Linked DNA regions of Homo sapiens: region 2 is linked to region 1. A link is a contact called in ENCODE POLR2A ChIA-PET data. All regions are on one chromosome and are shown on one strand. The core of a region is the stretch at or near the end of the contact, and the rest is flanking DNA. Distances in the headings are between cores, read along the strand shown. Region 1 holds the start of MBNL2 (muscleblind like splicing regulator 2). Region 2 holds the start of ING1 (inhibitor of growth family member 1).

Region 1 (5,516 bases), core at 1-2,500:
TTATGTTTTTAAGATGCAATGGCAAAATAAAAAGAAAGCATTCCATTGCATTCTGTTGCTTCATTACAGATGCGCTGAACAGTTGCTTATAAAAATCGTGCATTGGGTTCAACCTTTCAGATGAATAAAGGCTTTGTTCTGTCTTGGTCTCATCATGTAATCATCATACTTTTTTTTTCTCAAAATGTGGTATTTAGGGGAGGAAAATGTATGCTTGTTGTGTTTGCTCAATGCCATATGTTTTTGAGTTTTTGTTTTCAAGGCATACAGAAATGCTGTAGACTGGGAAATAAATAAATAAATAAATAAATAAATAACCCTTCCTAAACTTTCTCTTCTTCTGCTTTATCTCAGGAAACTCCAGCACCTCCTAGAACATCTTTTGTGGAATGGCACCTCATGGGGGCCCTTGGATCATGTACCCCTTGTATTCAACAGTAAACATCTTCCTATAATCATTGCTTCATTAACGATAATGTGAGCCAATGCACAGTATTTATCAAATGGCATCTAAGATGGTTAAAGCACACCTAATCCTCTCGTGGGTGCCTGCCAAGAGTAGAAAAGGGTAGTGTATAGATATCAATTTTATTGTCCAGCATTCCCTAATCGAAGTCCCAAGTGGTCTGAAAACTTAGACGAAAGATAAATGGGCCGCAGTAATTAACCACTGCAATAACAGATGTTATACAGGAAACCTGTGTGTGCCAGAGCTATAAGCATGTTTTGATTTTGAATACGCACTTGGGCTAGCACATTCTTCCTCAATAATGGAAATATGTAAATGTTTTGTAAGGTATTAACTGCCATGGCAGACGTTGAATTATTTTTCCTTTAAAAAACATATACATATGCTTTGTCAGATAGTCCAAGGACTTCAGTTTCATGTACAACCTGGATTTCTTTGGAATCTGCGGAGTTTCACATTTTCCCAAGTGTTCACGGTGAAGCTCCTGGCTTCGAGCTGGCTGTCTTCAAGGGTGTTTTCTTGAGCTACCCCTCTCTCTGCTCTGCCAATTATGTGCCACTTTGTCTTGGTGCTATGATTGCTTTCTTCTGAGAGGGAAATTCCTCTTTCATCAGTATGGATGCACTGTTTTTACACACTGCAAGTGCTGTGTTACTGTGTCAGTCATCCTATTAGGGCCAGTTTCAGACGAGTAGGGCTGACGAGCTGGCTGGGGATTGGCTGGCCCCGGCTGGGAGGGATTTGTCGGAAGGAAGGGCTGCAGCTTACAGCAACAGAGTTTAGACTGTCTTTGCTTCATCATCTGAAGGTAAAATTTTCCAGATACGGCAGACGGCTTTCAGAGTACAATAAACAGGGAATGAGAACTATTTACATGGAAGTTTCTTTCTCATGATGCGGTGGAGAAGCCTCGGCCACTTGGTTCTGCCAGATGTTCCTGGGGTTACTGTAAATGGGAAGGACAGGCAGAGCTAAACAAGGTAGGAGAATCGCCCCCCTTTTTTGAATGTTTAAAGAGTTTGCTGCAGTATGCTGCATTCCATGTGTGCTGCTTACGGGAGCCAGGGAAACTGGATTCCACTAATTCAATTGTAATACTTGCGGGGGACCCTGGAGTTTTACGTAACATTTTGATTTGAGAAAAAGAAATGGCAAAGCTTGAATCTATGCCGCCTGTTTGGGGTGAGGCAAGAAATCGAGTTTTTATGCAAAGAATCGATTCATTTATTATATTATTTTTTAAAAACCATTTGAATTCTTTGGAGCAATCTTATTTTCTTGCTGTGAAAAATTGTTATATTGCCATAGCTAGTTCCCAAATAGATAAAGTTTACATGGATCCTATTATTTGAAAACAGACTTGCAATTAAGGATTAAAAAAAAATTCATGGTAAATAATCATCGGTTGAATGTTTGGCCAAACGTATGTGTCTATTTATTAAAAATTAGGGACCTACCTAGCTCTACAATGCTACAGCTTTAATTGAGTTTCAAAAGCACATTTTAAACAACCTAGCAAGAGGTAGCTTTCTGGCAAGTTTTCGATACTGTAGTTCAATGTTTACATTTCTTTTCCTGGCATGTCTGAGCCTTTGTTTCCAGCTTAAAAGTGGAACCATTATATTCAAAAGTAAAGCTGGGTTAATAATGCTTACTGCAATTATCTGATCTTTATGCATTTTTAATGAGAACACACAGCCAGCAGAATAATTTAATGAGGGCAGGCTAGCTTTTAAAGCTGTGTTTTCACTATGCCGAACCATATCAACTTTCTCGCTGAGAAGCAGCAGTGAGAAATGATGGAGAAGATTTATTTTTAACACACTTGGCCCAGGAGAAGGAAAGGATATATTTGCTAAAGAATTCTTTCTGCCCTTTTCCGTTTTAAATTTCTGCCAGGCATGAGGAAACTGTGCTTTTTTGTTAGGCCTCGGAAGCATGTGTTTACAATAAATGTGTAACATTTTTAGAATAGTTAGCAAGCACTGAAGCGAAGAAAAAAATCTGACTTGCCTAACCACCACCACCTTGAATGTTCTACAAGAAACATTACTGTCCCTTTAAAAGACAAAGGTTAAGTGGAAAGCTATTTGTTAATTGGGTAATGTGTGTGTTTTGGGGACAATAAGGTTTTTAAAAAAGGCAGGGGGAACATTCTTATAATCTTTAAATAAGAGGAAGTTTCTTCAGCTATCCTACTTGTTTTGCAAGGAGCAGTAGAACTACTCATTTAAATAAGGGCAATGCCACGTAGATTCTTCTAGACCCACTGTTTTTACTTTCAAGGAGAAGTGCAGGACACTAGCCCAGAACTTCTGACGTCATCCCCCAACTATTTCTGCTGTGTGTTCCTTTATTCGAGCTTGTGGAGAGGAATATTTCTTTATGTCCTGGCCAGGAACATTCTAACTCCCCACTGGCAGGACTTAAGTTATGTCTTTATATTTTCGCCTGTCTTTTGTAAATTGTAAACCTGTCCCCTCATAAATAGGGCATCTTCTTGTACCTGCCACATGTCGGGCCGGTCAGCACAGGTTTTCTGCAGGGCTTCTGGCTGGGCTGGCAAAAAGCAGCAGGGAGCAGGGCAAAGCTTTTTTTCTGGCCTGACTCCCCCTTGGTGCAGCCCAGCGCTGCCACCTGGGTGGATGGTCCCCGGGGCCCTATTCCCAGTTGCTCCAGAGCCACTATTTAGGATCCAGGTTGTGCCACCAAGTTCAAGGCTGGTTGTGATGGTGAGAACAGCTGCTTTCATAGAAAAATCATCATGTCCTAGCACAGATGGCCCCAAGCAGGGGAAGTACAATACTGCAGGCTGCAAATCCATGTCACAGGTGGCAACCTTGGTCACAGAGATCGGGGGAAGGGTAATGTTTACAAAGGAACCTTTTAAAAAAGATTTTGACTGGAGCACATTGGAGTTCTCGGGAGTTCCCAAAGCTAATTTGTGTCTCCTCTCTGACTACTCACGTAGTTTTGAGCAAGTGCCTACCTTGATTTTTCTGTCTTTTAATAGAATTGAATCATACTTGCTACACTTTCCCTCATCATTTAGCATTTTGAGACCTTGACCTTTTACCAAAAAAAAAAAAAAAAAAAAAAAAGTTGTTTGTCTCTTGGCACATTGAGCTATTTAAAGTACAAAGGGATAAAACCTCGGTATTAAGAAACTGTTGGCAAACACCTTAGAGTATTAAGATACATAGTCATATACACAAAACCCTTCACTCTACTTTGTGCTCATGTAAATTTTTTAGGGATACTTTTTCTTAGTTCAACAAATGAAATTTCCAAGGAAATCAAAGCGTTGTTGTTTGCATTTTTTCCATCGATCTAATCTAATATACTAGAAGCTCTGCAAAGCACACTATTCTGGCCACAGGCCTTGTAGTGCCCAAAACATTTAATGCTGTTTTTCCTTTGACTTTTGTGTTAAATTTGTGAAAGTGGAGTAAATAAGAGAAAAAACAAGAGGGAAGGAGAAAAATATGCTTGTGAAATATACTGGTTAGGTAGCTTTACTGGTTAACAGCCTGCCTTCTCTCTGCTAGTTGTTTCAATTTGCTGTTGCTATGGTGAAAACAAATCAATATCACATGGCTACCAGCCAGTCCCGCGCTCAGGGAGTGCCATAGAAATTCAAGATCAGGTACTCAAGATTCCAAGCAAGAATTGGGAAAAGAGGATTTAGATGCTGAGCTTAAGAGAATTCCTTATAGTAGAATAAGTAGGTTCAATCTCTCATGCATTTTCTCTTCCTTTTTTCCTGTACTTTCCTACCGATAACAAGAAAAAGATGAAAAGGAAGGTATACTGATTTGTTTACATTTCCAAAATGACAAAACAGATTATCAACATAGAAATAGGTTGGCAACATTGCAAGGGGTGAAGGATTCTGATTCGGGAAAAGGTGGATAACTACAAGACATGTTGGTTGTTGAAAACATAGTTTTGGGGGCCTTTACCATCTTCAGGTACAGCTACATGTCAGAGCTGGCTGGGTTGTGCCAAGCAGAGAAACCTGGCAACTCTAGGGGGCAGGTGGGCAGTGGAGATAAAGGGGGTTATAAAAAGGTAGGGAGGTGTGGGCATAAAAATCAACAAGCAAGAAAGCCCAGAGAGAGCTGCAGGTCAAGAGTCAGGCCAGGCAAGCACAGATCCCTGGGGCATGGCAGAACAGGAGAGGACAGTTCGCCCTGTTCACGAAATCTGCTCAAGACCCAAGCTAAAGGCCTAGCAAAGAAAGGCAGGAAATAGCTGCAAAGAGAAGTAAAGGTGTCATGGGCCCAGGCATCCTTTCCGGAAGGGTCGACTCAACTGGATGAGCATGGATGTCCACTGCTGGGGAGAGCAAAGAGCTTGATATTTTAATGCTTTGGTTTCTCTCAGAAGAATGAGGCAGGAAGACTTAACCGGGCTTTGTAAATTAGTTAACATACTATTTTTTTTTCTCCAGTTTTATACTCTTCTCAGTTTTTTTTTTCTTTTAAAAAATGTGCACAAACTATTTGTTGCAGCCGTGATAATATTCGTAGTAAAGAGCCAAAGGTGCTGCGTGGCTGGGTCTGCATCAGGCCTGGGCCTCCGACTGCACGGCTCCAACTACACAGTTGTTTATGGAGACCAGTCCCGGCCTCCTCTGCTGAGAGTAAAAACAGGTGTGAAAGGTAAGGCCTAAGGGTTTCTTTTGTAAACCTGAGCTCTGAGGCTGATGGACGAGTTTTGGGCTGGCCTGCCCTCCTCAATACAGCAGAAACGCTTGGTAATAAAAGTGGACTCAATAATTTACCTTAGTGTTTTGACAAAGAATGCATTGTCTGAATTATACTAGGTAGTATATTCCATCAATCAGTCAACAAGTGTTTATTAAACACCTCTGGGCTTCCCTGGCTTTTGCTATTTGGTGAGAAACCCAACTCAGTAACCTAATACCTGCCTTTGTGTGTGTGTACAAAAATAAATGATGCAAAATTGTAAGTTTCAAAGACTTGAATAACTTTATTGGCTAATATTAATTTAGCATTGTTAACCATCAGATTAATTTTAGGCT
Region 2 (5,516 bases), core at 3,017-5,516, about 13 Mb after region 1:
CAAGGAGAAACATAGCTCATTACCTAATGATGGTTAGAAATGTGATCTTTTTGCATATTGAATATCTGCAGGTTGAATATTAAGGTAAAGTAAAATAGACTGCTAATGCTCTTCATTACTATACCTCCCAGCCTACATCTTTCTCCTGTGCTGGGTGCTTCCTGCCCTCGAACATCAGACTCCAAGTTCTTCAGTTTTGGGACTCAGACTGGCTCTCCTTGCTCCTCAGCTTGCGGACAGTCTATTGTGGGACCTTGTGATTATGTAAGTTAGTACTTAATAAACATATATATGTATATACATTATATATATCTATATCTCCATCCTATTAGTTCTGTCCCTCTAGAGAACCCTGACTAATACACCATATATACATAAAAAGAGGATCCATTTAATTGAAGTCACCTCCCTCTCCAATCTAGGTCAGAACGAGGAAGTGTGTTAAAGTTAATGATTCCAAAATATCACTAATGCCATTTCTCAGTCCTTAATGACAACAATAACAAAATCAAGTTCTCAGTATTACATTTTCTTTCAAGGCAAAATCTTGTAAATCAGAAGTAGAGTTGATTACGGTAGCATATGGTTTAGGGGTTTTCAAGTTTAAGATGAATGAGTTTGCATTTATTTTTTAAGCACTTTGAAACTTAAACAATTCTATGCTTGGCCAGGCGCGGTGGTTCACGCCTGTAATCCCAGCACTTTGGGAGGCCAAGACAGGCGGATCACCTGAGGTCAGGAGTTCGAGACCAGCCTGGGCCAACATGACAAAACTCCGTCTCTACTAAAAATACAAAAATTAGTTGGGCATGGCGTCCGGCACCCGTAATCCCAGCTACTCAGGAGGCTGAGGCAGGAGAATCGCTTGAACCCGGGAGGCGGAGGTTGCAGTGAGCTGAGATCACGCCACTGCACTCCAGTCTGGGTGACAAGAGCAAGACTCCGTCTCAAAAAAAGAAAAAGAATTATATGTTCATCTCTTATATCTGACTCTCATAGGTTTGAGCATTTTCAGTTAGACTGGAAATATAATTTTAGAAAAAAGTTTAATTTTAAATGTTTCTTTTTAATCCATTTGAAATTTCTGTTCTACGGAAAAGTTTTAACATCCATTTTTGCAACACGCCACAGGAAACAAAACTGAAAGAGACAAGATTCTTCAACGTATCTTCAAAATTAAGCACCTTTCTTCAATGACATTTAAAATTCGTTATCAAAGGTAATTATGTTTTATTGCTTGATCTTCTAAGTTTGTTCCAAAAAAGATAAAATCTTTTTTGACTTTTTATCCCAAGGGGTGGGCTAAAAGTTTTATGGAATGTAAAGCTCCAAAAAACTTTTCACTACTGTATCCCCAGCGCACGGACCAGTAGTTGGCACATGGTAGACACTCGTCAATATTCCTTGTTGAATGCTTAAGATGCCTTTTTGGTTTATGTGTATGTGAAGAGAGTACATAACTAGAGGAACAAAATCATTACTCAGATTGTACTGTGTTGTGATTTTTTTTTTTAAAAAGAAAACCTAGGTTAAACTCCATCTTATCTTTGTAAAGGGTAAATTACTTCCAATTTTATTCTTGAGTTCAGATAAACACTATTCATTCTAGAGCCAATGAATGCTAGGAATAGAAGAACCGGTCTATTTCTTACTATTGTACTTTTAAATTACTTATATGCTTTTTGAGGGAAAGGCGTAATTTTCCTTATTCAACTTTGTACTCCCTCTATACTCTGTATTCGACATAATGTTTGTTTCCACATAATGTTATCTTGTCGTAGTCTTTTTTTCTCTTTTTTTCCGGAGATAGTCTTGCTCTGTCGCCCAGGCTGGAGTGCAGTGGCACAATCTCGGCTCACTGCAACCTCCCCTCCTAGGTTCAAGTGATTCTGTCTCAGCCTCCCCAATAGCTGGGACTACAGGCACGCGCCACCATGCCCTGCTAATTTTTTGTATTTTTAGTAGAGACAGGGTTTCACCATGTTGCCCAAGCTGGTCCCGAACTCCTGATCTCAGGCAATTCGCCCGCCTCGGCCTCCCAAAGTGGTAGGATTACAGGCGTGAGCCACCGCGTCCGGCCAAGTGTTATAGTCTTTTGTGCAGACCAAGTAGTGGCCAATAAATCTTGTAGAAACTAAAGTACTCATTTGCTTTTAACTAGGCCAAGACTAGAATAGCGTGATCTGTAAGTAAAATAACAGCCATTTCCCCAAATATCAAAGCCAAAGCTCTCCTGCTGTGTAGGTGAGATGAAGGGGCTTAAAAGTGAAGATTAAATCCACTTCAAAGTGTAAAGAGTATCCATCCATTTATCATTGCAGCAACGTTGCAACGTGAACAATCCGATTCCAAATACAAAACAGCTTAATTCAGTCTCTTTGCCGTACTCACATCCATAGCACAAAATACCCGGCAGGGCCCTGGAATGAGCACCACTGCGGTTAATAATCTACTCTATAAATACTGGACGAATCCAAATTTTTACTGGATTACACAGAATACGTTTTTAAAAAATCCAAAGAGTTTTAGATGTTACAACAGGGTTCCATCAAATACCACGTTTCCAAATCTTACCACCAGAATGTGTATCCATTTCAACTGCAATTATTTTGTGTCTAAAACTGTGTACTCTGCTTTGCAACAGGATAAACCCGGTGGATAAAAGCTGAAATCCGACCCTGTCCTAATTAAGAGGCTAAGAAAAATGGAGAACCGCGCTGGCGTGGAGTTGATACAGAAACACTGCAAGGGCTGGGGACAGGGCTTAGTTCGTGGAATACACAGGCAGCACCACCAACCCGGCTCTCCGGAAAAGAGAAAGTCCAGTGAGAAAGGTGAAAACTGACAAGGCACCGTTCTCCGACTTGCTGAAAAAAAGACAATGCAAATAGAGCAGGGTCCAAGGCGGAAGAAAATCAGAGAAAAGCAGGCAGCCAAGCGTGGCGAACACAGCTCTCGGGGCCACCCCGGAGGGGACCCGCGGCGGCCGCAGCGGGGCGGAGGCCGAAGCCGAGGCCGCCCCGGAACCAGAGAGCCAGGCGGGAAGTGCACAAAGGCACGAGGCCACGCCCAGGAGGGGCGGGCCCTTTGGCCGGAAGGGGGGGGGCCGGCGCGCGGGGCCGGTCGCCTAGGCAACGGGCTCGCGTGGCGTCCAGGCTTCTCAGAAAGCCCAAAATCCGGGAGCTTTGGGAGGGTAGAGGGGCGACGCGGGGGAGGGCGGTCCGGGGAGCTGAATGGCCTCAGGACGCCGGCCGACCGGGTGTCTGCATACTGTGGGCGGCCTTTCCAAGTGTGGGGAGCGGCCTCCGAGAACGGTGTCCATGACACAGGGCGGGAAGAGATAAGGCCTAGGGAAGGCGCCCCTCGGGCCTATCCACCTCTTCTGGGGCTCGGCACTAGGAAGCAGCTTCCCTCTCAGGCCCCTTTGTCTCCAAGCCGTTCCAAACTGAGTACCGGGAGACGACACAAAGGGAGGGCGGTGACGGATGGCGCAGGCGCGGGAGCCGCCTAGGCTGCTGGGAGTGGTGGTCCGGCCGCGGAATGGGTAGGTCTCCCGCGCACTCTGCGGCCGCAGCTCAAAGGACACCGAGAGGGTGCCAGTGCGCATGCGCCGCCACTTCCGCCCGTGCCCGGCCCTCCCCTTCCTTCCGCCTCCCGGAGGACTTGGGTTTCTAGTAGTAAGAGTCCGGGGGGCATTACTCACGGTCTCCCCGCCTCCTCTTCATCGTGATTGGGCTGTCAAAGTGATGTTGGCAAGTAGATTGGCTACTGCGGTTGCCAGTTCTGTTTCGGGCCCTACTTATACTGCTCTGTGGGGCGGGGACGAAGAGTCAGGGGCTGAGGAGCGAGTTGCGGTAGTTGCTGTGTACCATGGTCTCGGAGGTTTCTGTCCCGCGGCCCGTTAGGTCCTGGTCGGGTTTTCAGCGAAGCAGGCCGCTCCCCTGCGTTTCCCAGCGGGCGTGCTGTGCCGCCCAACAGGCTCTGCCTCCAAGTGCCAAAAACTCCTAGTAAAGTTTGCGCCTCGCCCGCCGTCCACACCCCAGCGGCCCTGACGCTGTCCCCTCCGCGACCCTCGCCTCTGGAAAAAGTGACAGGCAAGGCCACGCCCCCGCGAGGGCCGGCCTGGAGCCCGCAGCCCCCAGGGCCTGGGACGGTGAGGGGCGTGAATGCGGCGGGGGGCGGGGCCGTTGCCGGGGGAGGGGGCCGGGGCGCATGCGCGCTGCGCAGCGGGGCTGAATGTTTCCCAAGTGTTTGAAACTGGTATTTGGGTTTTCCACGTTGGACAAGTGCGGCTCGGCGGCCAGCGGAGCGCGCCCCTTCCCGCTGCCCGCTCCGCTCCTCTCTTCTACCCAGCCCAGTGGGCGAGTGGGCAGCGGCGGCCGCGGCGCTGGGCCCTCTCCCGCCGGTGTGTGCGCGCTCGTACGCGCGGCCCCCGGCGCCAGCCCCGCCGCCTGAGAGGGGGCCTGCGCCGCCGGCCGGGGCGTGCGCCCGGGAGCCACCGCCACCGCGGCCCGCGCCCTCAGGCGCTGGGGTCCCCGCGGACCCGGAGGCGGCGGACGGGCTCGGCAGATGTAGCCGCCGGGCCGAAGCAGGAGCCGGCGGGGGGGCGCCGGGAGAGCGAGGGCTTTGCATTTTGCAGTGCTATTTTTTGAGGGGGGCGGGGGGTGGAGGAAGCGGAAAGCCGCGCCGAGTCGCCGGGGACCTCCGGGGTGAACCATGTTGAGTCCTGCCAACGGGGAGCAGCTCCACCTGGTGAACTATGTGGAGGACTACCTGGACTCCATCGAGTCCCTGCCTTTCGACTTGCAGAGAAATGTCTCGCTGATGCGGGAGATCGACGCGAAATACCAAGGTACGGCCGGGTGATGGATGGGCGGGGGCGGCCGCCTCCTTCCCGGCGGGTCCGGGCGCGCCGCGGAGCCGGGCCGGTCCTGCCGTGGACCGGAGGAAGCGGCCGGCTCCGCAGCGGCGGCCCTCGGCAGGGGCAGGAACAAAAGGTCTGGAGCGCCTTTGATTCGCCAAGGTCCTTGTGTGCAAAGCCCGGGACACGGAGGAGGAAGGAGGCGCGAGAGGTCTCGCTGCAAGGCTGCGCGACCAAAGCGCTCTTTGTAGTGAAGTGATGAGGCGGGTGCTGCGGGGGAGGGGGCGGCGGGTCCAAGCCGCGTCCTCTAGGAGGGGGTGCAGATTACGGCGCGAGATGGAGGGATGTGCCGGCGCCTGGGGCTATAGGGCGCCGAGACGGGGCTGCAGGAGGAGGGCGGCTGTGGGCCGGGGTTCCCGCGGACCCGGTGCCTCGGTCCCGGGCAACGCCGTTCCTCTGGCCCTTCTTCGTCGCCCCCCACTCAGTCCCGAATCTGAGTGTTACATAAAGTACCGGGTAGTACTCCGCTCGGGGTAGGTCGGCCGCCCCCGCCCAGCCCCCTCCGGCCCTCACTTGGAGCTGGACACCGAGTAGGGGCCGACTGCGAGGGGCGACGCCGCCGGTTGTAGTTTGCGGAGGACGAGGGCTTTTCTCT

The links. ChIA-PET counts read pairs that join two places held with the same protein, here RNA polymerase II (POLR2A).
Region 2: POLR2A ChIA-PET joins it to region 1 with 15 read pairs in T-cell. The contact joins the promoter of ING1 here to the promoter of MBNL2 in region 1. POLR2A ChIA-PET finds 5 or more read pairs at or near these places in 2 of 52 experiments (Caco-2 and T-cell).

Annotation. Positions count from the first base shown.
Region 1 is chr13:97,221,083-97,226,598 of GRCh38, forward strand. MBNL2 (muscleblind like splicing regulator 2) reads left to right here and starts at 1,251. Exons shown (of 9, transcript NM_001382683.1): 1 at 1,251-1,449. RefSeq lists an enhancer at 1,273-1,332.
Region 2 is chr13:110,709,434-110,714,949 of GRCh38, forward strand. ING1 (inhibitor of growth family member 1) reads left to right here and starts at 4,267. Exons shown (of 2, transcript NM_198219.3): 1 at 4,267-4,852. The coding sequence starts at 4,717. It also overlaps a transcript of CARS2 not described here. RefSeq lists enhancers at 2,694-2,783, 3,384-3,433 and silencers at 2,924-3,263, 2,937-3,105, 4,104-4,453, 4,464-4,653, 4,814-5,103 and 2 more.